Regions from separate parts of the Homo sapiens genome. Here region 2 is linked to region 1. A link is a loop called in an ENCODE intact Hi-C map of the cell type or tissue named here. Cell type or tissue: adrenal gland. All regions are shown on one strand.

Region 1 (8,000 bases):
GGTTGTTAACCATTGTGTGCCAGTTACAATACAGAGCTCTTTATAATCTTCATCATAAACAATAGGCATGCATTTTATCTCCATTTTACAGATAAGGTGAAGTAGCTTTCCAAGGAGTATACAATTAGAAGGTGGCAGGATCCAGCCTGAGTCCACATGTATATAGCTCCAAAGTTTATGCTCTTAAGCTCCAGATTAAATGCCTTACTTAAAAAATTTATTTTTTTTCAAAATACATAAGTACTAGATTTTGTTGGAGCTAGTTGATATAATATCATATAAAGAAGTATAAAAGCAAAGCTAACCCTAATTCCCCAACCCCATACCCTGAGATACCACTTTGGACAGTCTTATGGGCATCTTTTCAAAGCTCTACCTTTGCATATACAAGCCTAAACAAGCATATACTGGGTTTTACTTGTTTCTTTTTCCACACATATTATCTTACTATACTTTTTACTCTGCCACATGCCTTTTTCACTTAGTATATGATGCATGCTTCTTACAAAAGACTTAGTATGCCAAAACCTTTTTTTCTAACTTCCTTGTGCATCTATGTATGCACATAAGCATATAATTTTACAAAAATGGGTTCATTTCATATTTGCTGGGGGTGTTACTAGTGCCATTTTTCCTTGCCTCCCACAATTTGGTATATTTCCTTTCACAGTTTTCTCCATCCTTATATAACAGAGTCGCCAGATTTAGCAAATAAAAATACAGGACATTCAGTCAAATTTGAATTTCAGAGAAACAAAGAATTGTTTTTAGTGTAGGTATATTCCATGCAATGATTGTTTTGCTAAAATTAAAATTTAACCAGGACACCCTGTATTTTATTTAGCAATTTCTTATATAACCACCATACAAACATACACATTTGGAGTCCTGTTATATACATTTTTTCACTTTTTTTTTTTTGAACCAGTAAAGCTGCCATCTTTTTTTTTTTTTTTTTTTTTTTGAGACAGAGTCTCGCTCTGTCACCCAGGCTGGAATGCAGTGGTGGGATCTCGGCTCACTGCGATCTCTGCCTCCCGGGTTCAAGCGATTCTCCTGCCTCAGCCTCCTGAGTAGCTGGGAGTACAGGCACCCGCCACCACACCCAGCTAATTTTTGCATTTTAGTACAGATGGGGTTTCACCATGTTGTCCATGCTGGTCTTGAAATCCTGACCTCAGGTGATCCACCCGCTTCAGACTCCCAAAGTGCTGGAATTATAGGGCATGAGCCACCACGCCCAGCAACATTTCTTTACATCCTAATGTAAATTCAGCAATACCCAAGGAAATCCCTACAAACAAAACAGTGTGGCTTATTTTTATTAATGGCTGCCTAAGATTCCATGGTGTGAGTGTTCTCCCATCTGTCCCTCCACCCAGTGATAGCAACAGGCCCCTGTTAAACTTTGTCGCAAGCCTCCTATACTTCTGGCTCAGTGGGCTCCTGACCTTTTCTATGCCATTACACTCCAGTCTTTGGGCAGGGCTCATGCTCTGTAACAAGGGACAGCAATATCCAGAGATATTCTAGGAGCTAGCACTTCTTACTTTAACCATATCAAACTTTTTTTATATCCATTTCTTAGGAGAAATGCCGGTGGTTAGCTTCATCAAAAGGAAAACAAGTGAGAAATTTCAGCTAGATTTGGAAAAGGAAAGGTACTACAAATTCAAAAGATTTCACTTTTAACACTGGCATTCCTGCCTACTTGCTGTGGTGGTCTTGTGAAAGGTGATGGGTTTTATTCGTTGGGCTTTAAAAGAAAAGGTTTGGCAGAACTAAAAACAAAACTCACGTATCATCTCAATAGATACAGAAAAGGCTTTTGATAAAATTCAACTTGACTTCATGTTAAAAACCCTCAACAAACCAGGCGTCGAAGGAACATACCTCAAAATAATAAGAGCCATCTATGACAAAACCACAGCCAACATCATACTGAATGAGCAAAAGCTGGAGCATTACTCTTGAGAAGTAGAACAAGGCACTTCAGTCCTATTCAACATAGTACTGGAAGTCCTCGCCACAGCAATCAGGCAAGAGAAAGAAATAAAAGGCAACCAAAAAGAAAGGAAGTCGAAGTATCTCTGTTTGCAGACGATATGATTCTATATCTAGAAAACCCCATGATCTTGGCCCAAAAGCTCCTAGATCTGATAAACAACTTCAGCTAACTTTCAGGAGACAAAATCAATATACAAAATATGGTAGCATTTTTATACACCAACGACATCCAAGCTGAGAGCCAAATCAAGAATGCAATCCTATTCACAATTGCCACAAAAAGAATAAAATACCTAGGAATACAGCTAACCAGGGAGATGAAAGATCTCTACAACAAAAATTACAAAACACTGCTGAAAGAAATCAGAGATGACACAAATGGAAAAACATTCCATACTTATGGATAGGAAGAATCAATATTGTTAAAATGGCCATACTACCCAAAGCAATTTATAGATTCAATGCTATTCCTATCAAACTACCAATAACATTCTTCACAGAATCAGAAAAAAAAAGCATTAAAATTTATTTGAAACCAAAAAAGAGCCCAAAAAGCCAAAGCAATCCTAAGCAAAAAGAACAAAGCTGGAGGCATCGCATTACCCAACTTCAAACTATACTACAGGGCTACAGTAACCAAAACTGCATGATACTGGTACAAAAGCATGGTGCTGGTACAAAAGCAGACACATAGATCAATGGAACAGAATAGAGGGCCCAGAAATAAAGCTACACACCTACAACCATCTAATCTTTGACAAAGTTGACAAAAATACGCAATGGGGAAAGAATTCCCCATTCAGTAAGTGGTACTGGGATAACTAGCTAGCCATATGCAGAGGATTGAAACTGAACCACTTCCTTACACCATATGCAAAAATCAACTCAAGATGGATTAAAGACTTAAATGTAAAACCCCAAACTATAAAAACTCTGGAAGATAACCTAGGCAATACCATTCTGGACATAGGAACGGAAAAAGATTTCATGACAAAGATCCCAAAAATAATTGTAACGAAAGCAAAAATTGACAAATGGGACATGATTAAACAGAATTACCATTTGACTCAGCAATCCCATTATTGGTTATATACCCAAAGGAATCTAAATCATTCTGTCATAAAGACATATATACACAAATGTTCACGGCAGCACTATACACAATCGCAAAGTCAGGGAATCAAACTAAATGTCCATCAGTGGTAGAAAGGATAAAGAAAATGTGGTGGCAGGGAGTGGTGGCTCATGTCTGTAATCCCAGCACTTTGGGAGGCTGAGGCGGGTGGTTCACCTGAGGTCAGGAGTTTGAGACCAGCCTGGCCAACATGGAGAAACTCCGTCTCCGCTAAAAATACGAAAATTAGCCAGGCGTGGTGGCGAGCACCTGTCATCCCAGCTACTTGGGAGGCCTAGGCGTGAGAATCGCTTGAACCTGGAAGGTGGTGGTTGCAGTGAGCCGAGATCCTGCCACTGCACTCCAGCCTGGGCAACCAAGCGAGACTCTGCCTTAAAAAAAAAAAAAAGAAAATGTGGCACATATACACCATGGAATACTATGCAGCCATAAAAAAGAATGGGATCATGTCCTGTGCAGCAACGTGGATGGAGCTGGAAGCCATTATCCTAAATGAACTCACTCAGAAACAGAAAACCAAATACCACATGTTCTCACTTATAAGTAGAAGCTAAACATTGAGTACACATGGATACAAAGAAGGGAACCGCAGACACTGGGGCCTACCTGAGGTCGGAGCATGGAAGGAGGGTGAGGATCAAAAAACTACCTATCTGGTACTATGCTTTTTATCTGGATGATGAAATAATCTGTACAACAAACCCTGGTGACATGCAATTTACCTATATAGCAAGCCTACACATGTGCCCCTGAACCTAAAAAAAAAGTTAAAAGAAAAACGTTTGGATTATTTTCCCTCTTTCGAACAAAGACATTGGTTTGCCCAAGGACTACAAATAAACCAACGGGAAAAAAGAAAGGTTCCAGTTTTGTCTGAAAATTCTGATTAAGCCTCTGGGCCCTACAGCCTGGAGAACCTGGAGAATCCTACACCCACAGAACCCGGCTTTGTCCCCAAAGAATAAAAACACCTCTCTAAAAGCTGCTCTTCCACCTTTCTTTGGGTTCCGCACTGGTTTTCCAGGGCCAGGAATGGCAGCAGCCAGGACCCCAGGATAAGGGCAGTGCCCAAGGAAAGGGGAGCAGAAGACATTCAGGGAGGGGGAAAGAAATGAGGCTGGGACAGTGGATAAGGGCCAGGTGAAGGGGAGAGGGGCGGCTTCTGAAGGCTTTGGGCAGGGAGAGTGGCTGGGGGAAGCCTAGTAATGCAACCTATCCAGCGGCGGCTTCGGAAAAAACCCGGGGCTGGGTCAGGATGGGAAAGGCAGCGAACTGAACCGTTTTGAGCCCCAAGTTCGGGGCCGAATGTCTTCCCTGTGCGCAGAAGCAAGGGCGGGGGCGTGCCATCCTCACCCGGAGCGCCGGCCGAGCCTCCCGCCTCCCAACGCCTGGCCAGGGCCCCGTCTCGCCCTCTGCACATGGGATCCACTGACCAGGCAACTGCAGGTTTGGGGCTCTGCGACCCGGGGGCAGGAACAGAGCCTTGCAGGCGGCAGCGCGTCACAAAGGCGGCCGGAGCTTGGCATTTAGCTTGGGCCAGAGCAAGGCGCAGACCCGGGGCGCCCATGGAGTTGGCGTCGGAGCAACAGCTGCGCGGGCGGAGCAGGTAGGCGCGCTCCAGTCCCTGCAGCCCGAGCGGGGTTCAGCGAACGGGTAACGGGAGAATGCGGGCCGGAGCAGGCTGGGGTGGCGGTGGGATGCCCCGAGGCCCGCGGCGGGGAGGCGGGCTGCTCTCATCACCCCCTCTGGGAAGCATCTTTGGCTGCAGGAGTTGCCAGGCCAACTCCCCCTCCCGCGGTGGGTAGGACATCTTTAGATTTCCCTCCCTGGTTGGCAGCTGTGTGATATGGTGGACCAACCCTGGGTTCGAATCCTATCTCCCCACTTACTACACGTTCTCCCTGGGAAACTTTATTCACCTTCCAACACCTCCGTTTCCGTATTTGTGAAATGGATGTGTTTGTATTCCTATCTTCCTTGGCGGGACGTTGCAGAAGTACCTCGGCACCAACTTTCTTATTAATGGCAGCCAGCTCTTGTATAGCGTTTACTACGTGGCAGGCACTCACTGTTCCCGGTGCTTTCCAGGTATCAGCTCACTTAATCCTCCCAACACTAAGAGAAAGGCACTATTATTACCCCATATACAGATGTGAGGATTCACACATAAAGAAATTGACTTGCCTAAGGTCATCCGACTGTAATGGGCATAGCTAGGATGCAGCCCACTAAGCTACACTGCCTCTGATGGGGTCTCGGGGGGTAAGGGGAGGCTCCCAGTCATTAAATAGAATTTGGAGTCTCCTTACAGCAACTCTTCCAGACACACATATTCTTCCAACCCCACCCTTACAGCACCAGTGTCTGATGACTTTTCCTGACCTACAACCTTGCTAGGCCAAAAGGTTTCATGGAGCTTTTATTTACTTATTTATTTTATTATACTTTAAGTTCTGGGATACATGTGCAGAACATGCAGGTTTGTTACATAGGTATACATGTGCCATGGTGGTTTGCTGCACCCATCAACCTGTCATCTAGAATTTAAGCCCCGCATGCATTAGGTATTTGTCCTAATGCTCTCCCTCCCCTTGCCCGCCACCCCCCGACAGGCCCCATTGTGTGATGTTCCTCTCCCTGTGTCCATGTGTTCTCATTGTTCAACTCCCACTTATGAGTGAGAACATGCAGTGTTTGATTTCCTGTTCCTGCGTTAGTTTGCTGAGAATGATGGTTTCCAGCTTCATCCATGTCCCTGCAAAGGACATGAACTCATTCTTTTTTATGGCTGCATAGTATTTCATGGTGTATATGTGCCACATTTTCTTAATCCTGTCGATCATTGATGGGCATTTGGGTTGATTCCAAGTCTTTGCTTCGTGGAGCTTTTAAACTGGTTTATCTCTTCTGCAGCACCTTTTAGGAGCTTTGCTTGGTGGTGAGTGCTGTGGAGATCCCTAGCCTTGGGCAGTTTGCAAGTGATTGAAGAGACCTATTTCTTCATTTGTTAAATGTTTAAGTACCTTCTCAAAAGCAGAAGGAGGTTGTCAAGGGGTGTGTGGGTCCCTTGGGAGAGAAAGGCAAGGACACAGATTATACAAAGAGGGGCACTGGCAAGAGGTAGCAGAAGGAGGCAAGCTAAATACGGACACAGCCATGCTGGGAACCACTAGGGCGCCACGTCATGGGCGGGACGGGCTGCTGTTCAGTCCTTTACGGAAGTCTGTTCGGATGTGGCGGTGGGAAGGCCAGCTGGAGACAGGGGCCAAATCAGTGAGTGGGTGGTGAGAGAAAGTGATGGCGTAGTGAGGACAAAGCCTGGAGAAGGTCCCTAGGGAGGCCCACAACTGTGCTTACTTGAGGATGCTCACTGCCACTGTGGTGTTGGTGGGAGCTGGAGGAGACTTGGGGTCCATCAAAGGAAAGAGGATGGGAGACAGGCAGGATACCTGCCATGGGTTCTATTCAGCTGCTAGACGCAATGGGTGAAATGTACACAGAGCCACAGGAATAAGTCCGACAAACAGTAAGTACACATTTGGCAAGCACACATACAGACAAAAAGACACACGTCAAACACACTTGAACAGTTGCCTATGGTGGGGGCAACGGAATGGGACAGAGGGTTAAAATGGAACACATGAATAAATAAAACTAGAGAGGGGTCTTGCACAGACGAATAATGTCAGTCCTGAATTGGGAAATGTGATTCACTTGCCCCTGCACCCTTGTGGTCCAAGAGGTGGGGACAGGAAAAAAAAGTACAGAAGAAAGAGTCAAAAAGCCCAAGTTCCAGTCTGGGGCCCGATACTAACTTGCTGTGAGACTATAGGTGAGTCCCTTCACCTCTCTGGCCTTCAGTGTTCATCTGAAAAGAAATCAATTCTCAGGTCTCTTTCCAGCACCACAATTTTATGAGCCATGATCAATAATCTTGGGTTTATCTGGTAAAGTAGTCAGTGAGAGCTTTAAGGAGTGGTAGGGCTTGAACTTTGAACAATGGGGGTTTGGGAGGGGCAAACAACATGAGGAGAGTTTTTAGGCAAATGAAACTTTGAAAGCAAAAAACTGTAAAAAGTTTAGCAGATGGCTATAAAATATCTATGGATGAAGCAGGCCTTCGCTCAGATCTCTGCCGGGACTCTCTAGTTGGGTCAGAAAATTTCCAGCCTTCCCCACCTCTTCCTTCAACAGTTACCAAATCGTGTCTTCTAAAGAACTTGCAAACACATCCCCATTCCCACCACAATGCCTGGACTCTGCTCTTGACCATCCTTCCTCTGTCCCCCAGGAGTGTCCTTTCCACACCTCAAAACTCACCACATGGCTTCCAGACATTTGACCAATCAACCTTCATGGCTCTCTGTGACCTCAGCTGGGGTTTTCCACCCTGTTCTGCTGTTACACCTCTTGAATTTTACACAACTGTCAGCAATGTAGCTAGATACAGGAAGGGGACAGGCCATGTCAGAATTCCAGAATCTTGGGGAAAGGGGAAGTGGGACTCTCTGGCCTCTAGGACATAATCTTTATCACATCACGCAGGACCCCTTGATCCAGCACTTCCCACTGCTCCCACGTGATCCAGTTCCTCCATTTCCAGCCCACTTAACAAGTTAAGTGCCAGGTGACCAAACCATTTTTAGCTCCCTGAATGGGAACACATCACATACATTCACAGTTCTGTGGCTTTGCACGTATTGTTCCCTCTGCCCAGAATGCATCAGCTCCTCATCCACTACCACTAGGCCCACCTGATCTGCCTTGCAAATCCTACTCACCCTTCAAAACCCAACTCAGACGTCGCTTCCTCTGAGCAGCCCTCTCTACTTCCAAACACTATATTTAGTCAAACAGA
Region 2 (8,000 bases), 110 kb before region 1:
GTTTGAAAAAGCTGCTTTATTGCATCCCTGCTCAGAATACCAGCACCAGCCAACTGGCACCCCTTATCAAAAGTCTGAGTTTCAGATCTCCAGGGTCCCTCCTCCAAGTTTCTGAAGTTTTAATAATTCCAGGTTCTGTTCTTTCCTGTCTACTGGTAGGGTAGAGCATCCTTTCATACGCTTATTACCCCTGTGGGTTTCTTTTTCTGTGACTTCTCTATTCATATCTTTGCTCGTTTTGCTTCTTTCACGTCTTTTTCTTACTTGAGTCCTTTAAATATTCTGAAGACAAATTCTCACTTATTTGCATTGCAACCATATTCTCAAAGTTTTTGGCTTGCCCCCATCCTTTAATTTTTTTTTTAATTTCAGAAGACAGTTTCTCAGCTTTCACCATGTGCCTTTATCTTTCCTGGTTTCCATCTCTGATTTTATTTTATAATGGCAACAATGTGTTTCTGTCTTAATAAAGTGGTCCACCAGGATTGCTATCCCAGTGGTTTTTAAACTGCAGTCAAAACATTAAAGACTGGCGAAATCAATTTAGGGGGTCCCAGTCAGCATTTTAAAAAATGAAATAGAGTAGAATAAAACATATCAGTAGAGCAATATCAGAATACATCACACTGTTTAATAGGAAGGAAGGAAGGAAAGAGGAAAGGGTAAGAAAGGAGGTGGGTTTGGACAATTTATTTTATTATTTATTTATTTATTTTTGAGACAGAGAGTCGGTCTATCACCCAGGCTGGAGTACGGTGCCCAGCGTCTGCCTCCCGGGTTCAAGCGATTCTCTTGCCTCAGCCTCCCGAGTAGCTGAGATTACAGGTGCCCAACACGCCCGGCTAATTTTTATATTTTTAGTAGAGACAGGGTTTCACCATGTTGGCCAGGCTGGTCTTGAACTCCCGACCTCAGGTGATCCGCCCTCCTCGGCCTCCCAAAGTGCTAGGATTACAGGCATGAGCCACCGCGCCTGGCCAGGTTTGGACAATTTAGTTATGACCCAGTGTCAAAGTTTTTATTACAATGTTGCGGCAAGAAATGAGGCTTTTGCTAAGTCAATTCAACAAGTGTCTATAGGTAAGGACACTTTACAGGAAAAGAGAATGACTAGATAATCATTGTTAGACTGGATACAAGAAAAAGAAAGAAAAGTTCTAGTTAAGGATTATTAGATTTATTAAAAGACAGTTAAAGGCCCTTGGATTCCTTCCCTCCAGGGTTGATATTAGCTGTGTACATAGGTAACTGGTTTCTAACAAGAGGTCATAATCTCATTAAAATTCATCAGAAAGTGGCTTAAGCATTTAATCAGGCATACAATTGATTTCCAAGAAGAGTTTTGTGGCTTATATTCCCAAAACATCCTTGTCCCAGCCAGCGTGTGGGACAATCTTTTATTTTACAGTGTATATATTTTATGAAAACTTGTATTTCACTACATATGTACCATATCTTGAAGCAAACTTTATTTTTGACTGTGTCACTGTCAATGAGGTTTGAAAAACACTGCTGTTCTTAAGAGCTGAGATCCAATCAAGGCCTCAGGAATTCCTGGGGTCCCTAAACCTGTCCTTGCCTGTAGTAAACCTCTCTATCTCTGCAGGCACCTAGGGGAGGTTCTCCTGGATGTCTTCACAGACATCCTGCATAGCTGTTAAACTCAGAAGTCTATCCATCCCACGTCTGCTTTTTGCCATATAAGATTTCATTTGCAAAAGGGTCCCAATGCTAATGATCTTTGAACATCATCAAGCTAATGTAATCCCATTGTTTTACTTTGAGGAAACTGAGGCTCGGAGTGAGAACACCTTGCCAGTCGCATGGCATTTGGTCCACCTGCAGTTGTACTGCCCCCACCAGTCTACCAGAGTAGCAAAGATTTCACCAGTAGGAACTCATGTATTTAGTGTTAATGGCCTGTCCACATTTCCCTTTAAAAAGACCAGGAGAGGCTGGACATGGTGGGTTATGCCTGTAATCCCAGCACTTTGGGAGGCCGAGGCAGGTGGATCACAAGGTCAAGAGATGGAGACCATCCTGGCCAACATGGTGAAACCCCGTCTCTCCTAAAAATACAAAAATTAGCTGGGCGTGGTGGCACATGCCTGTAGTACCAGCTACTTGGGAGGCTGAGGCAGGAGAATCACTTGAACCCGGGAGGCAGAGGTTGCAGTAGGCCAAGATCGCACCACTGCACTCCAGGCTGGTGACAGAGCAAGACTCCATCTCAAAAAAAAAAAAAAAAAAAGACCAGGAGATAAGGGCTAAGTAATTAAATTTCTCCTTAGTGTATATTCATTGATCAGATTTTTTTTTACCAAGGCTACTTCACCCATTAGTCATGATAGGGTATAGTCCTAAGGCCTGTGAATTGTTCAAGGGCCTACAAAAATGGCTGAGGCCCAAAAAACTCGTTGCCTTCAAAATACAAAAAGAAAACAAAATTGAAATTAATAAGTGATATAGTTTGGATACTTGTTCCTTCAATCTCCTGTTGAAATTTGATCCCTGGTGTTCGAGATGGGACCTAGTGGGAGGTATTTGGACCATGGGGGCGGATCCCTCATGAATGGCTTAGTGCCATTCCTGCAGAATTGAGTTCTCACTCCTGGTTCCAGCGGGGGATATCGCTGCTAAAAACAGTCTGGCAGCTCCCCTCTCTCTTGCTCTTTTGCTCTCTCCCTGTGATGCCTGCTCTCCTTCACCTTCCATCATGAGTAGAAGTCCCCTGAAGCCCTCGCCAGAAGCAGAGGCTGGTACCATGCTTCTTGTACAGCCTGTAGAATTGTGAACCAGATAAATCTGTTTTCTTTACAAATAACCCAGCCTTGTATGTTCCTTTATAGCAATGCAAAATGGACTAAAACAGTAAGTCCCAATGTGCATAAATTTTAGTATGTATCATATGATATGGATCAGGATCTCCAAAAATAAGAATGTGTATGGTCTAGGAAGGTCTCAAAATGGCTCTTTCAAGGTGTCTATACACTGATATCCAGGCTCCAAGGAGATGATAGTGTGGAGCCTTCTCTCTAAAAGTCCTAAGACTGATAGATTCAGCACAGTATTTGGCCCGGAGTGGCCTGAGACAATACATTTCTTTCTTTTAATTTTATTTTTTTTGAGATGGAGTCTTGCTTTGTCACCGAGGCTGGAGTGCAATGGCACCATCTCGGCTCACTGCAACCTCCTACTCCTGGGTTCAAGAGATTCTCTTGCCTCAGCCTCCTGAGTAGCTGGGATTACAGGCACGCACCATTACACCCAGCTAATTTTTCTTTTTGTTTTGGTATTTTTAGTAGAAACGGGTTTTCACAGTGTTGGCCAGGCTGGTCTCAAACTCCTGACCTCGGGTGATCCGCCTGCCTCTGCCTCCCAAAGTGCTGGGATTACAGGCATAAGCCACCGCCCCTGCCCCAAAGTGTTGGGATTACAGGCGTGAGCCACGGTGCCTGGCTGGTAAACATTATTTCGTGAAACTTTTTTGTTTGGAATCGCAGTGTAAAATATATTTCTGGGAGTCATGGTCAAAAGAGTTGGAGAAAAGTGCGTCTCTAAGTTTTCTCCCAATTAGTGCCCCCTCTTGAGTTCCTGGCCATCTGTTAAATGTGTGCCATGACAGACGATGGACAGTAGAGGGCAGACAATCCCCGCACAGCAGCAAAGGCTGGACTTCGGAGGAGTTGGAAACCACAGGCGAATGCCAAGCAGGACAGAAGCCTGAAGCCAGGCCTGAAGCTTCTGAAAGAGACAGGGCACACGTACCTGGTCCTCCTAGGCATCGCAGCACTCTCTGTGTGATATAACTGCAGCCACTTTCCAGTCTCCATCCACAGGCTGGATCCTTGTCTTTGGATATTTTTCACCTCCCTGGGAGTACTTCCAGGTGTCTAGTTACTTTTAAACCAAGGTCCTGTAAAACCATCTTTGTTCCGTCACCCAGGCTGGAGTGCAATGGTGCGACCTCAGCTCACTGAAACTTCCACCTCCCAGATTCAAGCGATTCTCCTGCCTCAGCCTCCTCGAGTAGCTGGGACTACAGGTGCGAGCCACCACGCCCGGCTAATTTTTGTATTTTTAGGAGAGACAGGGTTTCGCCATGTTGTCTCCAACTCCTGACCTCAGATGATTCTCCTGCCTCAGCCTCCCAAAGTGCAAAGGGATTACAGATGTGAGTCACTGCACCTGGCCTGGCACTTTAATATCGTAGAGCAGAGAACACACACTGAGCTCTCAGTCTCCCCCAGGCACTGTTTGCAGCACTCTACATGTACTAACTCATGCACTCCTCACACCTAGGTGAAGTAGGTCAGGACACTGAGGATTGAGAAGCTTAGGTGACTTACCCAGCATTCCTGGCTAGGAAGAAGCAGAGCCAGGATCCAAACCCAGGCTAGCTGGCTCCGGAGCTTATGCTCTCAACCAGCAGCCGCTGTTGGTACAAGAGGAATAAATGCCTAGTCTTCTACCTACTGTATCTACTCCTAAGGATACTGAGGGTGTGATGTGGTCGGGAGAAACCCTGGAGGCCATCAGAAGAGCAGGGGATATTCAAGCCTAAGATGGGAAGAATGGGTAGACACCACTTCATTCTGCTATCTGAAGGGCTGTCTTTGTCAGAGGCAGCCTCAAGAGCAGAACTAGAATCAAACGGTGAAAAGCTAGGAGGATTTGGGCTCAGAAAAAAAAAAAAGAAAGACTTTAAAAAATGTATTATAAAATCTGGCCGGGCGTGGTGGCTCACGCCTGTAATCCCAGCAATTTGGGAGGCCAAGATGGGTGAATCACGAGGTCAGGAGTTCAAGACCAGCCTGGACAAGATGGTGAAACCCCGTGTCTACTAAAAATACAAAAATTAGCCGGGTACAGTGGCAGCTGCCTGTAATCCCAGCTGCTTGGGAGGCTGAGGCAGGAGAATCGCTTGAACCCAGGGGACGGAGGTTGCAGTGAGCCGAGATCGCACCACTGCACTCCAGCCTGGGCAACAGAGTGAGACTTCGTCTTAAAAAAAAAAAAAAACTTTATTCTACAGACAAACATAGGAAGCCCCATTGAAACCCCAACACTGTGCCACGTCTGTGTCAGATCTCCAGGGAAAACATTTCTCACAGTTGAGCCAGCCCTGTGGCGGTGAGCACTCTGTCTTCTAAAGCAAGAGCAGACAAACGCTGGGCAACCACTGTGGGGGAAGGTGCCACAGAGGGCATTTAGCTTGGCGTCAGACAGGAAGCCTGGGGGGTCCCAGGTAGCCCGAGTTTGAGGGGGTGGGAAGGAAGCAGTGGGAAGTCCCTGGGTTACATCTTCCTCCTTGAAGTCTTTAGCTTTTCCCTCTCCTCCTGGTCCCTTGCCTAGGTCAACAAAAATGTCTCATCTCCCCCTGCCCTAACTGGACTCCCATTTCTCTGCCTCTTGCCCACCCCTGCACACCCTAAGCCATTATTCATTTTATTTCCCAGGCTCTTCAAAGAGCTCTCTACCCTCGCTGCTCACACGTCCCCGTCCTGATCGTTTTTCCCTGCCCTTGCACTGCAACCTCACCAAATCTGTCCTTCCCAATGTAACTTCGTGCTGTTTCCCCTTCCCAATCCAATGGCTTCTTCTCGACCCCCAATTTCTCTGACCTTTCCGTAGCATTTGGCTCTGGGGACAATTCCCTCCTCATCAAAACTTTTTCCTCTGTTGTTCTCCGTAAGCCTGAACTCTCTCTCCCCCTCCCCCCACACCCGGCAAATGTCAGTGGTCCCCAGAATTCTTTCCTCCGCCTTAGCTTCTCACTTTGCACACTGCCCCGGCGCTCACATGGCAACCGCTGCCTGACTGCGGATGTCTCTCTCGCCCAGGCCTCCGTCCTGAGCACCAACCTCTCACAGGCTGGGAATCTTGTTCTGGATTAATTAGTTTCATTTTTGTTGTTGTTGTTGTTTTGAGATGGAGTCTCGCACAGTTGCTTGGGCTGGCGTGCAATGGCGTGATCTCGCTCGCTGCAACCTCCGCCTCCCGGATTCATGCGATTCTCCTGCCTCAGCCTCCTGAGTAGCTGGGATTACAGGTGCACACCACCATATCAGGCTAATTTTTTGTATTTTTAGTAGAGACAGGGTTTCACCATATTGGCCAGACTGGTCTCGAACTTCTGACCTCGTGATCCGCCCACCTTGGCCTCCCAAAGTGCTGGGATTACAGGTATGAGCCACCACGCCTGGTCAACCTTTTCTATTTCTCTATAGCGCCTACTAAAATGGGACTTGATATTATTTATTCATTGCTTAATTGTTTATGATCTATGTTCCCCACGGGAGAGCAAGGACTTTGACTTGTTTACTCCTATATCCCCAAACCTAGAACAGCGTCTGGCACAGAGCCAGCATGCAGTAAGTGTTGGTGGAAGGAATAAATGAAGGAATGAAGGAATGGTCGGGATGAATTTCTTGCCTGTGGTTCACTGATGAGAAGCTGGGGAAGGCTGAAGCAAACTCACACGTGCCCCTGACCTCGGTTGCTCCTTCTGTCAGATAAACTCCTGTTTGTCCTCAAATTCCTGCTCCATTTCCACCTCCCCAAGGAGACTTGCCTAGTCCTTGACTCTGAGCCCACTTCCTGGGTGTTCTCGCTCCCCACCGCTGCTGCCTGTTTTTACAGCATCCATGTGGTCACTCCGTGAATGATTCTTTGTTGTTTCCTCCTGTCTCTCCCGTGAGATTGAAAGCACATCAAGGGCAGGCCTGTCACAAAGCCTCTTTGTGTTCTGTAGCTATGCGTGGAGCGAATGAACAAGGTTGGGCTTGTCTGGACCTGGGCACGGTCACTGAATGTTCTTGGCCTCTGTAAGGAAGGGCATCCCCTTGGCAGTTAGCAGGGCAGGCACAAGGGGCATAGCATCCCCAGAACATGATGAAGGGCACCTTTGAAAAGCTAGAGAGGCTTTGGATAGAGCTGGAATTGTCTGGTGACATGTGCTCATTCATACTACATGGTCATTATACTACGTGGTCTTAGAATATGTCAAATTCTCACCTTTTCATCCACCCACAATTCACTGAGTTCCCGTTCAGTGCCAGCTTCTGTGATGGGTAATAGTGGTGGGAAACATGCAGAACTGGATGATCAAGTTTAGAATGAGATCGTGCCTACTGTCGGAGCAGTCCAGGAGGGGTGACCCCAGGATCCCTTCTTCCTTTGCCTTCCATCTATTCTAAATTGTCTTCAGCTGGTGATGCACCAGCTGGGCATCCAGACGTCAGCTGGCTTAAACAGACCGCTGTGCTTGCAACAAGCAAGACACTTCAGAACTTGCAGAATCACTGCATCCCTTTCTTAAACCAAGACCCAACCCCACCATCTCTTTCTTTTCCTTTCTGGTTTGGCCTCTGTAGGTGTGACATCAGAGACACACCTCAGCGGATGTGACTCAGTGAGCACCATTCAGACTCCCCAGGGCCACTCCCATGAGCTGGCCAGGTGGGCAGGCTTTGCTGAGCCTGTCTCCCCACCGGTCTGAGGTCTGCAGATTAGGCTTCCAGACAGGGAGCGGCAGGGCAGGCCCCTCAGTGGGAAGACAGGAGTGTCTGTATGGCCAGCCGGGAATCAAGAACCATTCACCCTCCACCAGCAAGGGTGGGGCTGCCCTGAGCTTTCAGGCAGCTGTTTTATGGAATTATTAATTTTAATGTACAGATGGTTTTATTTTCTGCTCATTTTCACATATTCTAAGAACCCTTAAATGTTATACTATATAGTCTTTTTTTTTTTTTTTTTTTTTGAGACAGAGTCTTTGTCACCCAGGCTGGAGTGCAGTGACGCAATCTCAGCTCACTGCAACCTCCACCTCCCGGGTTCAAGCAATTCTCCTGCCTCAGCCTCCTGAGTAGCTGGGATTACAGGTGCCTGCCACCACATCTGGCTAATTTTTGTATTTTTAGTAGAGACGGGGTTTTGCCATGTTGGCCAGGTTGGTCTCGAACCCTTGACTTCAGGTGATCCACCCACCTCGGCCTCCC

What was found. Peaks named below come from ENCODE experiments on the same cell type or tissue, not always from the same donor. Only the 100,000 strongest peaks of a DNase experiment are listed, where the experiment ranks them.
Region 2: a loop joins it to region 1, with 2.9 times the contacts of the local background. A loop is called at or near these places in 2 of 110 quality-filtered maps.

The regions. Positions count from the first base shown.
Region 1 is chr17:6,771,525-6,779,524 of GRCh38, forward strand. It overlaps XAF1 (XIAP associated factor 1), which reads left to right. Exons shown (of 7, transcript NM_017523.5): 7 at 1,589-4,123. The coding sequence ends at 1,645. It overlaps FBXO39 (F-box protein 39), which reads left to right and starts at 4,691. Exons shown (of 4, transcript NM_153230.3): 1 at 4,691-4,748. It overlaps LOC124903905 (a long non-coding RNA gene), which reads right to left and starts at 4,586. Exons shown (of 3, transcript XR_007065594.1): 1 at 4,496-4,586. In adrenal gland, no CTCF peak of the experiment used is centred here; no DNase peak of the experiment used is centred here.
Region 2 is chr17:6,662,549-6,670,548 of GRCh38, forward strand. No RefSeq gene overlaps it. Among named protein-coding and RNA genes, the nearest start is that of MIR4520-1, 11 kb to the left of the region's middle. RefSeq lists a silencer at 7,643-7,797. In adrenal gland, a CTCF peak has its summit at 3,637 (motif pointing right); a DNase peak (open chromatin) is centred at 3,772.